Linked DNA regions of Homo sapiens: all the other regions are linked to region 3. The links are chromatin contacts, found by Hi-C or POLR2A ChIA-PET in ENCODE. All regions are on one chromosome and are shown on one strand. The core of a region is the stretch at or near the end of the contact, and the rest is flanking DNA. Distances in the headings are between cores, read along the strand shown. Region 1 overlaps ANTXR1 (ANTXR cell adhesion molecule 1). Region 2 overlaps ANTXR1 (ANTXR cell adhesion molecule 1). Region 3 has its middle 80 kb from the start of GFPT1. Region 4 overlaps ANTXR1 (ANTXR cell adhesion molecule 1).

What was found. Hi-C counts contacts between places; a loop is a spot of excess contacts on that map. ChIA-PET counts read pairs that join two places held with the same protein, here RNA polymerase II (POLR2A). Pooled maps may share reads with other maps.
Region 1: a loop to region 3 is called in a map of ascending aorta, with 4 times the contacts of the local background. The contact joins two enhancer-like sites. A Hi-C loop is called at or near these places in 5 of 168 maps with a recorded cell type or tissue (aorta, ascending aorta, chondrocyte and 2 more) and 9 of 50 pooled maps. POLR2A ChIA-PET finds 5 or more read pairs at or near these places in 1 of 52 experiments (OCI-LY7).
Region 2: a loop to region 3 is called in a map of PC-3, with 7 times the contacts of the local background. The contact joins two enhancer-like sites. A Hi-C loop is called at or near these places in 5 of 168 maps with a recorded cell type or tissue (PC-3, PC-9, aorta and 2 more) and 2 of 50 pooled maps. POLR2A ChIA-PET finds 5 or more read pairs at or near these places in 1 of 52 experiments (OCI-LY7).
Region 4: a loop to region 3 is called in a map of endothelial cell of umbilical vein, with 4 times the contacts of the local background. The contact joins two enhancer-like sites. A Hi-C loop is called at or near these places in 6 of 168 maps with a recorded cell type or tissue (A673, IMR-90, PC-9 and 3 more) and 7 of 50 pooled maps. POLR2A ChIA-PET finds 5 or more read pairs at or near these places in 4 of 52 experiments (GM10248, H1, HEK293 and 1 more).

What each region holds. Positions count from the first base shown.
Region 1 is chr2:69,116,893-69,120,340 of GRCh38, reverse strand. All of the region lies in intron 10 of ANTXR1 (ANTXR cell adhesion molecule 1), which reads right to left. Among named protein-coding and RNA genes, the nearest start is that of MIR3126, 15 kb to the right of the region's middle. Within about 2 kb of position 1,490, at least 6 of the 41 ENCODE cell types and tissues checked have a DNase peak (open chromatin) inside an H3K27ac peak, as active enhancers do; they include ascending aorta and sigmoid colon, where a contact is called at or near this core.
Region 2 is chr2:69,137,926-69,140,949 of GRCh38, reverse strand. The region is part of intron 12 of ANTXR1 (ANTXR cell adhesion molecule 1); the gene reads right to left. Among named protein-coding and RNA genes, the nearest start is that of MIR3126, 36 kb to the right of the region's middle. Within about 2 kb of position 1,714, at least 11 of the 41 ENCODE cell types and tissues checked have a DNase peak (open chromatin) inside an H3K27ac peak, as active enhancers do.
Region 3 is chr2:69,305,597-69,308,774 of GRCh38, reverse strand. No RefSeq gene overlaps it. Among named protein-coding and RNA genes, the nearest start is that of GFPT1, 80 kb to the left of the region's middle. RefSeq lists enhancers at 1,388-1,437, 1,923-2,662 and a silencer at 1,668-1,817. Within about 2 kb of position 1,259, at least 28 of the 41 ENCODE cell types and tissues checked have a DNase peak (open chromatin) inside an H3K27ac peak, as active enhancers do; they include ascending aorta, endothelial cell of umbilical vein and sigmoid colon, where a contact is called at or near this core.
Region 4 is chr2:69,080,918-69,084,427 of GRCh38, reverse strand. All of the region lies in intron 8 of ANTXR1 (ANTXR cell adhesion molecule 1), which reads right to left. Among named protein-coding and RNA genes, the nearest start is that of MIR3126, 21 kb to the left of the region's middle. Within about 2 kb of position 1,672, at least 23 of the 41 ENCODE cell types and tissues checked have a DNase peak (open chromatin) inside an H3K27ac peak, as active enhancers do; they include ascending aorta and endothelial cell of umbilical vein, where a contact is called at or near this core.

The DNA.
Region 1 (3,448 bases), core at 241-2,740, 190 kb after region 3:
ATACAGGCAGTCCTCAACTTAACAATGGTTCGACTTAAACAATACTGTGACTTTATAAAGGTGCTTTCAGTTGTGTATATTAATGGTGAGTACCCATACAACTATTCTGTTTTTCACTTTCAGTATAATATTAAATAAATTACATGAGCTATTCGACATTTTATTATAAAATAGGCTTTGCGTTAGATGATTTTGCCCAACCATAGGGTAATGTCAGTGTTTCGAACATGTTTAAGGTAGGCGAGGCTAAGCGATGATGTTTGGGAAGTTAGGTGTATTAAATGCATTTTTGAGTTATGGTATTTTCAACTTACGATGGATTTATCAGGACATAACCCCATCTTAAGTCAAGGAGCATCTACAATGACAGCCAGACTTGCCAGCGCATGTTGCATGCAGGCAATCTCTAAGCACTTCCTGTATGTCACTTAGTCAAATTTAAACTTCTAGCAGAGCTATCAGGATGGTGTATTATTCCTTTCATTTTAAAGGTGAGGAACAGACATAGAGAGATTAAGTAGCTTGTCCAAGGTTACACACGGGAGCTTGGATCTGCACCCAGGCAGCCTGGCTGCAGAGTCTGCATGATTATCTAATAGGCTATAAGCACCAGCCTTGATAGAAGCTGTGCTTCGTTTCCTTGTAATGACAACCTCGTGAGTTAAGGCAGGGCAGGGATCATTAGGCTCATATTTCAGATGCAAAATGGAGGCTGAGCGGGATGACAGTGAGCTAAGGTTGCACCGCAAGCCAGAGGCAAAGCCAAGACTAGAAATGAACTCTGCATTACTCTTTTCTCACTAAGAGATTCTCCATTCCAGGAAAGGCTTGTATTAGAGAATAAACTGAACTGGGGACAGGCGTGGCTGACTCGAACCTATATTTATTTCCTCGTGGCCATGGCTTATCCTGTTGCACATGCACCAGCAGTACCTGGGAGTACAGATTCCTGTCCACATAGCCAGCCCACAGAGCCACGGGGCAGCCACAGAGCAGCCACAGGAGGCCATGTGACTCTGGCTGCCTTCTGTGGGGAGAGCTGGGTCACGCCGAGGAGAGCATCCGAGGCAGCGCACTGCAGCGCCACAGCCAGGGAGACTCCAGGCTGGCATGCCCTGCTCCTGGGTTAGCGCCTGGCCTCACTTCCGGCTGCCTCTGGACAACTCCTCTCTCCTTCCTCCATCCCAACTGGAAAGGAGTGAGAGGATGAGTGTGGCCCAGGCCAGGCAGACATTTCTCACTTTCCCCCTCCTTTCCTTTTCCTTTTCTGCTTGGGAGACCAAATATTTCTGGAGCAAAACAGAGGAAAATCTCACTGGGAGGCCTGCAAAGGCTTCGCTGAGGCTGTGGAAGACCTTCCTCCATCCGAGTGTATCAGCCTCCCAGGCTGTGGGCCTGCTCTGTGGAGCTGGCATTTTCTGCTCCGAGAGGATTGTTTGGTTTGGAGCCTGTTTTCATTTTACCACAAAAATGAGTGACTTTTTTCTCTCTCTCTCTAAACAAAGGAGGGCCATTTGGTTTCCATAACTCAGGTCATCTGACTCCTTCCTGGAACTCCATTTGGGAGGCAGGGCACAAAGCCTTCCTTGCTGCACCTCGGCCGTGCCACGTTTGGCCCCAGGGCCGTGCCAGCCTCGCTGCAGCGTGTGCCAAAGCCAGTGGTGTCGTGACATATGTGGGGCCGCGATCCACTCCTAGGACAGCCGAGGCCCCTGCTGGTCCACCCTCTAGGTGGCCATTTCGCTGCTCACTAGCACCGGGTGGGCAGGGAAAATGAAGGCCAGGAGCTCGGACTGGCCCACTTGGCTTTTGTTTGCAACTGGGGAGAAAATTAGGGAGGGGTGGGAGTTTGAAATCAGACATTCAATGAAAATTTTATTTTTATGTTTAAATTTTTGTTATTTTCTTTTGAGACAGGGTCTCCCTCTGCTGCCCAGGCTGCCGTGCAGTGGTGCAATCACGGCTCACTGCAGCCTCAATCTTCTGTGCTTTAAGTGATCCCCCTACCTTGTCCCCCTCACCCACCCCACCCTAGTCACTGCATCACAGGAGTGCAGTGCCACACCTGGCTAATTAAATTTTTTTTTTTTTTTTGTAGAGACAAGGTCCCCTATGTTGCCCAGGCAGCTCTGGAACTCCTGGGCTCAAACTATCTGCCTGCTTCAGCCTCCCAAAATGCTGGGATTACAGGTGTGAGCCACTGGGCCTAGCCAAATGTAATTCTTAGATGATCTTGAAATATAAATTTCTTTTGTCCATTACCAAAGATATTTTAGAATTCTGTGTGTACCTATGACATAGGTTTACCCAAGGCATCTGTCTATAGGAGTCTGACAAGCTTGATAAGGATTTGGGGATTTATCAGGATTTGGGGGCCAATGAGTATCATTATCTCAGAGTGCTAAACGCCCCAGACTTGGGAGCTAGGCATCCCTCAAGCTGCATACCGAGGGGACAGAGAGGGGCAGAGGATATTTCAGATCACACCGACTCAAATCTGAGCCCTTTTCTTACTAGTGTGTGACTAGGGACACACATTCTCCATCTATAAACAGTGGTGATGACATTGTGTGGGGAGTCAATAATATCGCATTCAAGTACAAAGCATGATACTTAGCACTTGAGCATTCAGTAGATGTTATTCTTCTTTATTACATGGGCCTCCACACCTTTAAAATAGACTACATGGATGTATGGTTTAAAATCAGAGGGATTAAACATTAAAATGTTCAAAATGCCTGATTGCTTAATGATATCACTTTACCAAATTAACATCTTTGTAGACATCAGGAATTAATAGGGAAATGAAAAGCTTTAGTGAATTTGTGTGTGTGTATAGATACACACACATATACACATATGCATATCTATACACACAGGTGCATGCATGTTGATTTTTTCTAACATCATATACCCACGATCTCATTTGATGCTTCTACAACCCTCTGAGAGAGAGATTATTTACATTTTGAGAAACTGAGAGTCAGAAGGGTTAGTTAATTGAGTTAGTGCTGCACCACTTGTGAGTGTCAGAGCCGGAATTCAAACCCAAGTTTTGTTGAAATAGCTTGCCCAGTGTAAGCCCAGCTAGTCTTATAATGTAGCTGGAAGCACACCAGGAGCTGAGGCTCTTCATATTGACAGCTCTGGAGGCACATGGCCAAGATCTTCAATGGGCAAGGCTGGATACCAACAGGAGCTTGCCTTCCAGGAGAGGGGTCTAGGGATGAAGAGCTTGAAGAAAAGGTTCAGGTGTCTTTTGAGAGGCCCTGGTCATGCCAACTAGAATGAAGCCATGCTCTGGAACCATACACTCATAAGTGTATATTTACAGGTTTAGACCTTGGGACAATGTAATCCTTTTCAGACTGGCAAAGAAGAAAGTTCCCAGAATTCTTCCCTGCAGTTTGGTGGCTCATGGATCTGGGATAAAACCAGGGTTGAAATT
Region 2 (3,024 bases), core at 465-2,964, 170 kb after region 3:
TGAGAGGTAATTTGGGCTAGAGATGGCAATTAAATTGATAAGACACTGAAGATAGTAGATTCCTTAACCCAAAGTGGGGCAGTATAGAAAAAGTATTAGGTACCTAAACCTTTGTGGAACTCTTTCTAAAAAGCATGGCTATAAAGCAATGAGGCTGTTCATGTAGTGAACATAACTGAATTCCCACATCCAAATGAATCTAATTATCTCCAAACTAGTGGCTTTGGAGATTGGAGACTACCTCCAGTGATACAGCCATTGCCCAAAGCAATTCTGAAACACCTCCCTTGGGACTCTTTCTAAAGTCAGTTTATAGGCCCCCAAAAGAAAATCTTATAATCTCTTAGTCATGCTTTGCTTTTCATGAAAGCATTCATGAAAGTTCTGAGCTTGATAATCCATCATTCACCAGAACTGGTTCCTACAGCTTTTGGGGTTTTAGAAATCAAATGATGATGATATTCCCCTAATCCCCTACTGAGGATGTTCAAATATTGTGGCTTTAAAGTTATGACCATTTCAAAGCAAGAGTGCAGAATATATTTGGAATAGTGACAGCGTTGTTGGAGAAAGCATATGGTTTTCCAAAGCAAATCCGTTGAAGGAGCAGAAATCATATGGATGTATAAATCCTAGTTTGCTATAAATCTTATTACTTTATGCCTTATATGAATAATACCAGAAGGACTGAGATAAGCCATCATTAATATGCAGTTAAGGGGAAGATTGATGACATACTCCCACAAACTCAAGCTTTGAGGCTCTTATCACAGAAGGTGATAAGTACTCTTGTGGTACTCTTGTCACCCTGACCCAGTCATGACATTTCATGTTACTTACGATGGTGAAGGTGATTAAAGTAAATTTTGGATTCATTCAGCACTTCCCTTTCTCTCCATAAAATGCATGGAGCTTGTTAATCAAAACCAGTTTTCAGAGAATAATCCAGACAAGATGTAGCTTGTTAGTACTTGGAGTACTTTAGTTCTTGGAAGTGGGGTGTTGAAATAGGATTACAGAGAAGGTACTTAGTAGTGCTCAAATATTATGACACTGGAAGAGAAAGGCTGGTGTCTCATTTTCATTTTTTGTTTTACTAAATATAGTGATTCGTTTACTTACCGTTAATGTAGCCATTTATTTAATGTATATGCTCAATTGGTCTGATTGATCATCCCTCATGTATTAGTTGGCATCACCGTTACCTATTATTGGTAAGTAAACACCACCTACAATATACCATGGGCTGTTGCTTTAGATTACGAACTTGGAAAGGTGAATTTGGGTGGTGCCTCAAAAAGATAGATGCTCTACCCGAGCATCTATCATCTATGATCAACCATGAATCTATCATCCATGATCAACCAGAGGTAACCATGATGATCAATTCCTTAAAGCAATGTCATTAAACTGTGTAATAGGGTGTCAATAAACCAAGAACTTATTTCCCATTGAGTTTCTAATGCATGCTCAACAGTAGGAGGCATAGAAAGATAGACATCAACTTCTAACCCTGAAAGAGGTTGTCAGAGTCCAATTACAAAGTCAGGACTGATTCTCAGGGCTTGCCTGGAGAGCCGTACTGGTGAAATGCAGTTAAACTCTCAAAGGTGCTGCAATGTGCAGTGCCTGAGCTCAGAGCAGAGGGAGTTAGGAGGCTTGCAGAGGCCACTGAGTCATCCTGGGGCAGGTCCAGAAAGCACTGGGCTAGGCCTTAAGGCCACAGTGAAATTGGATAGGTGAAAGAAGAGAGGGCATTCCAGAAGGAAAATGAAATGTGATCAAAGGCACAGAGTAGAAATGGACATAATTTTATTTAGAGTGAGGATGTATGAAATACAAAATTGCCATTCAACATTTTTATCTGTTAGGGATCAGTACATTCACAAATTTTAAGGCCAGTAGGTAGGAGCTAACTGGGGCTGCCAGGTCAAGCTCCATCATAAGGAGCATTTTGTAGATATTTACTTTGGCTGAGTTTGCACCTTTTATATACAATCTCAAGAATCTTGAGCTTTATAGATACCTATAAAGTATTCTAAGTCCATAAATTTGGGCAATGCAGGTAAAATAAAATTGCTCTTTCATATTTCCTCAGCCTGCAAATGAAACAGTTTTCCTGATGCTGGGTTGTGTTGAAAAGAAACTCAGTAATATTTCAGTTGTCACTTATTCAAGTGCTTTTTATTTTTTTAAAAAATGAAACAAAACATGAAGCCCACTGCTTTGGGCACTGACTAAACTAACGTCTGTTCCAGTAGCCACAGTAATGGCAAAGGAATGTTAGTTATGTATCGTTTGTGGCTGACTCTTCTTTCGAGGAGAAATAAATTAACTCCCTGCCTTTCGCATTTCCTTGGTGCCTTAATGTATAGGTGAGAAGATGGCTGCTTTGCAAAAGGGAAGGTGTTTATATACCCTCATGGGACCTTGTCATTCTGTAGGGAACAGAGGGAGGAGTTTGACTGCCTTCTGGGAATGCAAACAATATAAATCCTGTCAGTCCCAAATACTATCCTGATTAGAAAATACACGTAATGACTCTGGGGTGACTTGTAATTTAGTGCAGTATGACTGTAAGCTGCCAACTAGGACAATATGATCCTGGTGGGTCATCTCCCATTCTCAGATAACTTAGCTCACTGATTTTGCCAATGTTGGACTATTTAAAGAGTTGACAATTATTTTAGCATTGGTAGAAAGGAGATCCTCTCAGATTTTCTCTGCTTTTTGGTCCTTTTCCCCAAACTATTAAATCTCTCCTCTTCCTCCTCCTCCCATTTCTCTTTCCCACTGACAACTCCTTCCCCCCTCTACCAATTTTTTTTTCTTTTTTCTTTCTTTTTTTTTTTTTCTTTTTTTTTTGAGATGGAGTCTTGCTGTTGTCGCCTCGGCTGGAGTGCAATGGTGCAATCTTGGCTCATTGCAATCTCCGCCTCCCGGGTTCTAGCAATTCTCCTGCCTCAGCCTCTTGAGTAGCTGAGATTACAGGTGTCCGCTACCACACCTGGCTAATTTTTGTAT
Region 3 (3,178 bases), core at 10-2,509:
GGACTCCAATGATCCCAGACAGAATCTGCATGACCTCCTGTGAATATCGCCAGCAGCAGCCAATCTGTGGGTCCATATTTTGGCTTAATTCCCCCAGCTTTGGGGTCCTTCATAACGACAGGACATTGGTGTCCTCCTCCACCACTCCAAATGCCACAGGCATTTATCAAAGTCCCCAGGAGTTTGCGTGTGTGTTTAGGAAGAAGCCCATTACGTCTTCTGCGGGTCTGGGTTAGCAATCGTCTGCACCTGTTGTGCCCTCTCCTCAGGGCCCATGCCTTGCCCCGCAAGCTGGTCACCCCACAGCGGCTGCTCCTGAGGTATTACCAGGCTCAGTTCTTGCACTGAGTGGGGCTGGGACCACATACCACAGGGTCACTCTCTCATTCACTGCTCCACCATCTCCTTTCCACTAAACTTTCTTCTGCACTAAAAGATCCTCATATCCCCTGCCATGAACACCACAGCCATCTATTTCAGCAGGTGACCCCCTGTTAAACAGAGCCACCAGAGAGACCCCCAGGAGCACAGCGCTGGTTGGAGAACACCACAGCTGGGGTCTAGATGTCCTCATTCTCGGCCTTCTTCTTTTATACCCAAACGATGCTTTCTCTGTTAATAATATCTGAGAGAACTGTTGCTTAAAAATGTAAAACGAAACCACCGTGTAAATGGAGCGGGGTCTTCCTTGGAAAGTCTAACCTTGGGGGCACCTAGTTGATGTAAAGAAACCACTGGCTGTCAGAGGGGAAGGGGGATTTGAGGACAGCCGAGTCAGGGAGCGTGGAGCAGCCAGGCTTTGTGGCAGGGCCTTCCACAGGGGCATGCTGGAGCTCAGCACTGAGAGCACCGGGAAGAGAGGGACAGCAATGGGCACCTCAGCCCCTCAGCAGGAGAAGATGGCGACCGCCACAGTGGCCCAGACTCCTGGAACTTCTGAACTACTTGGTAATTGGTTGGAATTTTCGGGGGTCCGCAGAACCCACAGTTCTCCAGGTGGAGCCGAACCAGAAAAATGCTACTTTGTGGTGTTACTGTGACCCCCACCCCCGCGCCGTATCCACCCCAGGTGCATTGATTAGGAAGTTGGTTCTGGCTATTTAAAACAGTGCTGAAACAGGTGGGTGTGAGCGGGGGAGCGGAATCACACAAACCGCGCTGGTCACAGCAGAGGAGCGCCCCACACGACAGCCTTGCGGAGACGGGCAGCGGCCACACGGGGGCAGCGCCTTCCCAGCCTGAATGAGCACAGACGCCGCGAAGCCCCCGAGAGTCGAGAGGAAGCGCAGTTAAGGGGCGGCCACGCGTCTCGGCCCTGTGCCCTTCCTTACATTTCTCGCTCTGCGGGGCGCGCCATGCCTGCAAACACAGGGCATCAATGGTCTTGGGAGGCTGGAATGTGGGGTGTGCAGAATCCATCCAGCGCAGTCTAGGGCAGGACCCAAGGGACACCCTGTGGGGGTGCTCTGGGCTGGTCCCCTCCAAGCCCCTCTGCCCGCTCCCTGATCTCACTCAGATCGGTCCCCTCTCCCTCAGAGAGCGGCCCTTGAGCTTCAGGCACTTTTCTAGGCCCTGGGGGCACAGCCGTCCCGGGGCGCCGTCTGGAGGGCAGGGACAGTAGTGTCCCCGCAGCGCCTCCTACCTGCCACCACCTCCACCTGTGCCGGGAGCCCCAGACCCGCCGGCCGAGCCGGGTGCGGAAGAGGCTGCAGGCGCCCGGGGCCCGGCCTTCGGAAGTAGGGGTCGCAGAGGGGCTCCGGCCTTGCGGTATCTTGTGTCGGCCGCACCCCAGGGTGTGGCTCTGGAACGGGTAGTGGGGAAGCTGCGGCGGCGCGCAGTGATCCCAGCGGGGCGTCTGGAGACAACAGAAGGGGCGGTGCTCACGGGACCGGCGTCTTTCCCGGGGGCCACAGTCGGGCCAGCGGGGCATCTCTCCGGACGGCCCCTCCCCGCTCTCTCTGCTCGGATGTTCACGCTTCCACCCTCAGCGCGGGGCCGCCCTGCCTCCCCCTCCGGAGCCCCCAAGCGGGTGTCAAGGGCAGCCGCACCCACGCGGAAAGCTCAGTTTCCCCTCCTGTCCTTTAGGTTTCTGTGGCTTCTTTCTGCCTCCGTAGCTGGAGCCAGGACGTGGCCGTGGTCCGGGAGAGCTGCGCCCAGAGTCCCGGCTTCCTGCGTGAGGGGGAGCGGCTGGGAAGCGGGTTCCTGGCGGCTGGACCACCGCCCCAGGTGGGCGTGCGAACTCAGGGCCTGGATTCGCACACAGAGAGCCCTCCTACAGCTGTGCACGCCCCGCGCCGGCTCCCCTTCCTGGTTTTTGATGGATACAGCCGGTCCCAGGCCCACCAGTTTAAATGAGTTTAAATCCCCACGCAGCCGACATTGAGGAGAGAATTCAGGAAGCTGGCACGGCTGCATCTCCAGCCAGAAGGTTTTGTGTCTGACATTTGATTGCAAATTGCAACGTTTCAAGGCTTTATAGCTCAGGGGTTGAAGGCAGGAGAGGGAGCCTATCTGTAAATATCTTTCTCCTTAAAATGTGGTCTCTCCCGCCTCTCTTCCTTTTGGCTCCTTTCCTTTTTTTTGGCACAGGAAGATGGCTGAGGTCAGCGAGGCTGGGTTGTTTCCCTGTCCACAGCGCATTAGGGACCAGAAAAGAATGTTGGTGTCTCTAAGGTGAGCTGCTGTCGCCTCAGGGTCCCGGGCTGGGGGTGACAAGGGCTAAGCTAAGACGAGGCCCCTAGGTGAGTGGATTTTGCATTGATTTGGAAGCTGGTTCAGGCTATTCAAAACAGTGCTGAATTCTTTGATGTTGAGGTCGCTTTGGACCTCGAGGTCCCACTTATGCCGGCTTCTTGCTCCAGGAGCGACGGCCCTGGTAGAGAAAGGGAAGTCGCGCAGCCTCTCAGGTGGCCAGGTCTCCCGCTAACCCCCACTGGCAGCTTGTCTGAGGTCTGACTGCAGAGCTGTCCGAAAGGAGCTGGGCTAGGAGATGCCAGTGGGATGTCCCAGCCACACAAAACTGCAGGCAGAAATGGGTTGACCATGCCTCAGTCTTGACTGCCCCACCCATTGCCCACCCCAGTGCCTGACCAGCTTGCAATGACTTGACCAGTACATGTGACCCTCAGCAGCCACCTGCTAATATAAGCTCCCATTTCAATCCACTTCACATGCCACC
Region 4 (3,510 bases), core at 423-2,922, 220 kb after region 3:
AAACATGCCAAAGTTTTTGTCTGAGGGAGGGCACCCCACTCACTTAAATAGATGCTACTCTGTTAGTTTCACACTCAATGAGAATCCGATCCAAAGGAGTGTAGGATAAACAAGGTTCTAAAAGTAGGAAATTCATTTGTTTCCCCACTAAACCACTTTCTTCTCATGTCTGCAGGAGAAAAGCTCAGAGAGCTGGGAACTTCAAAATGTGGTTTATTTAGTAAGATGAGCAGACTGGAAAAGTGAGTGGCCTTTCTTGGGAGCTGATTTCGTTCTAAAATTCTGCTGTTGCTTTTATAGTGGGTCTCAGCAGATTCCTCAATATAGGAGGAGGGGCTGCAGGAAGAATAGGAATGATCTGAGGATTAACTGAACATGCCCCTCTGCAATCTTTGTAGCCTGTTCAAGCTCTGGGAATTCTTGTTCAATTTGGACTTTTTAATAAGCTGAATAGAAATAATAGTGTAGGAGAAATGCCTGGTCTGAGTGTCTGCAAAATCTGAGTCTAATTAATGACTGCTGAGGCAAAAGATTTTTTTGAAAAAAGATTCTCTGCCCACTACAGAAATTACAATTGATTCTATTTATGTTTCGTATCCAAGCCTGCTAATGTGAATGGTGCCCAGAATGCCATGTTTTACAGATGCAATCTTGGAAGAGAGGGGAGGGGAGAGGCTGAGGGGATTTTACAAGAAACGGAGCCACAGACTGCCCTCTTGTTGTGCAGTGTAGGTCTTCCCTGGGTCACAAAAGCTCTATGGTACTCTGGGTTGCTTTATAATTAATAAATATGCAAAGCACAGGGCTGCATATCATGGGAAATATGACACATAGGGCAGTCTTTGGGATTGCACAACTTAGCATGTGACCAGGAGGAATGGCAGAGGCATGGAACAGATCCACATGCCAAGCAAGAGCTTCAAAAAATTGGTGCCACTGGAGTCCAAGGCAGGGAGAGCTCATGGAAGAGGAGAGAGCAGGGCAGGCTTTGTAGAGATGGGAAGACTGAAGGGTGCCTTTGGACAGGATTCAGATGGGGCGAAGGAAGGGAAGGAGGTTGCCTCCAGTGACCAACAAGCCTGATTTATGAGAAGAGCTGCTGCTGCTGAAATGTGCCTCCCCATCTGCTAGCCCTGGAAAAGGGATTAGTTCAATAAGGCAGACACTTTCCAGGACTTTGGGAATGTGACATGAATTCTGATCACAGGAAAACCCTTTGCAGTTCCTGTTGGGGTCTTGGAAGAGTAGCTGGGAGGCAAGCCTGGAAGACAGATTTCACCTTTTATCACAGCTTTGTTAGGGCCTGGGCCAGATTAGGGGATTACATTGCTTCCCATGAGTGGAAGGGACAAATCAGCACAGGATCTGGTTTTCATAAATAAAATAAATTTATATATACCATGGAATAGATTGATTCCTCGGTTCCGTTGATCTCACAGTTTCCCTGATAACAAGGATGGTCATGCCACAGCTTGCGAGAAATCCTTGCAAACATAGTTGTGTTTGCTCAATGCTTGTTGTTTATTGTTGATCAAACATGCAGAAAGCTCTATGTGCTGACTCACTCTCCTTAACAGGAAGCCTGATGTCGGCTTAAATATTTATTCGAGGGAAATTCTCCTAGATGGAGATGGCTTGGTGCCAGCAGCTGTGGGCTCTCCTTTTCAGACAGTGTCCTTGGTTTCAGGCACCACCCTCAGTTGCACACCAAGTGGGGATAGCTGGGAGGAGGAGCTGGCATCACGGTAACCAGGCCGAGTGTTGGGATTCAAAGCTGCTGACCCATCTCGGTGTTATCTGAACCCAGCTTTTATGCGGGTTCCTGTTTCACTGCCTGAAACACTTTTGAAAAGGCAAGCAAAGACCCAGGAGCCTTGCTGGACCTTTGCTTCATACTTTTGCTCGAGGGCTGGTGCTAAATTCACCAGTTGTGGTCGGTGGAAATTCCCTGAAGAAGCCACAATATGAGAAGGCACAGGAATAGTTTCTTCCTTTACAGTGTTACTGGCTTCAAGGGCTACAATCTTCCAGCCATCCAGACTTCTTCTTGTAATTTTATCACCATATTCTGCAGAAGCGAGTGGGAAAACTGTCGTGGTGCTCAGAGGTAGAGTCCTGTGCAAGTGTGGAAGGGGAGATGTTCCTTGCAGCCTGTGTCAATTCTCCAGCTTCTCAGGACGATGGTACTTCATCCGTTGGGCAGTAATGATTTCTGGAGGTGGTCTCTACCTGGTAGTAAGAGGCAAAGTGCTCCCCTGCCCATCCACGGTGTATTCAGATCAGGCCACATGGATTCTGGTCTTGCCTCTGTCAAGCCAGTTCACGTTTTCAGTCCTCAGTGTCTTCCTCTCTGAAATGGAGCTACTTCCTGGCCTGCCTGCATTGTTTAGTAGAACACAGTGGGCATTCACATCGTGGGCATTAGAAAGACTTGAGTCTATTCGGGATCACTACTCACTGTGCTGTGTGGCCTTGGACAAGTTGGTGAATCTCTCTGAACTTTTAGTATCTACTTCTATAAAAGGGGTAATGATTTCTACATCAAATGGCACCTGTGAGGATTCAAGGAGATGATTATGTGAAATGATTTGCACAGTACCTGGCACATAGTACGAACTCACTGAATGGTGGTTTTGATTATTTTTAGCTTCCTAAGAAAATAGAGGTAGGAAAAATCATGGGCTCTAGAGTCAAGGAAAAAGTGGGTTCTAACCCTGCTTTCCCCCTTAGGGCTGTGTGGTCTTGGGCAGGTTATCTGAGCTTCAGTTTCTTCATCTGTAACATTGGAATAGGAATATTTATTTTGCAGCATTGTTATGATTTTTAAATGAAATAATATTATATGGGAAAAAGGGATAATGTCTGGTTCCAAAGTAAGTTCTCTACAGCTGTTAATTTCCTTCTGCCCTTTTCCTATCCCTCTCAGTTAAGAAACTAAAATGGAAAACAAGTGGGAACATTTTGAAAAAATCTGACACATAAGTACTTCCTCTTGAAGGAGAGAGGATTGAAGAACAGTGGAAAGATCAAAACATGAGCATCAGATTGAGGAAGCAGAGCATCTGGGGATTTGATGAATCCAAGCCCTGGGCAACTGGCTTCTGGTAATCCAGTGGTGATTTTCCATTTCCTCAGACATTTATGGCCAAATGTCATGAAAAGAGCAGAATCTTTGGAACCAGAGCTGAGTTCAAATTCCCCACTCCACCATTATAAGAGGGCAGACCTGAGGGCAGTTTCTCCAACCTTCTTGCACCTCAGTTTCCTCATCTATAAAATGGGGATAATAAATCCTTCTTCAGAGAGTGGTGGTTAAGTGCCTGGCAGAGGCGCTAATAGAGAGAACGTGTTCAAGTCATAGTGAGTTTTCTTCTTCAAAGGCCGAAATGCTATTGATTCTGAGTGCCATGATGTCTAGATTTCCTGAGTCTTGATTTCAAGCCTGATTGCTCTATTGTCAGACTCTGTACCTAGCTATAGTTTCCTATTGTCCTTGGATTTAGCTTCTGC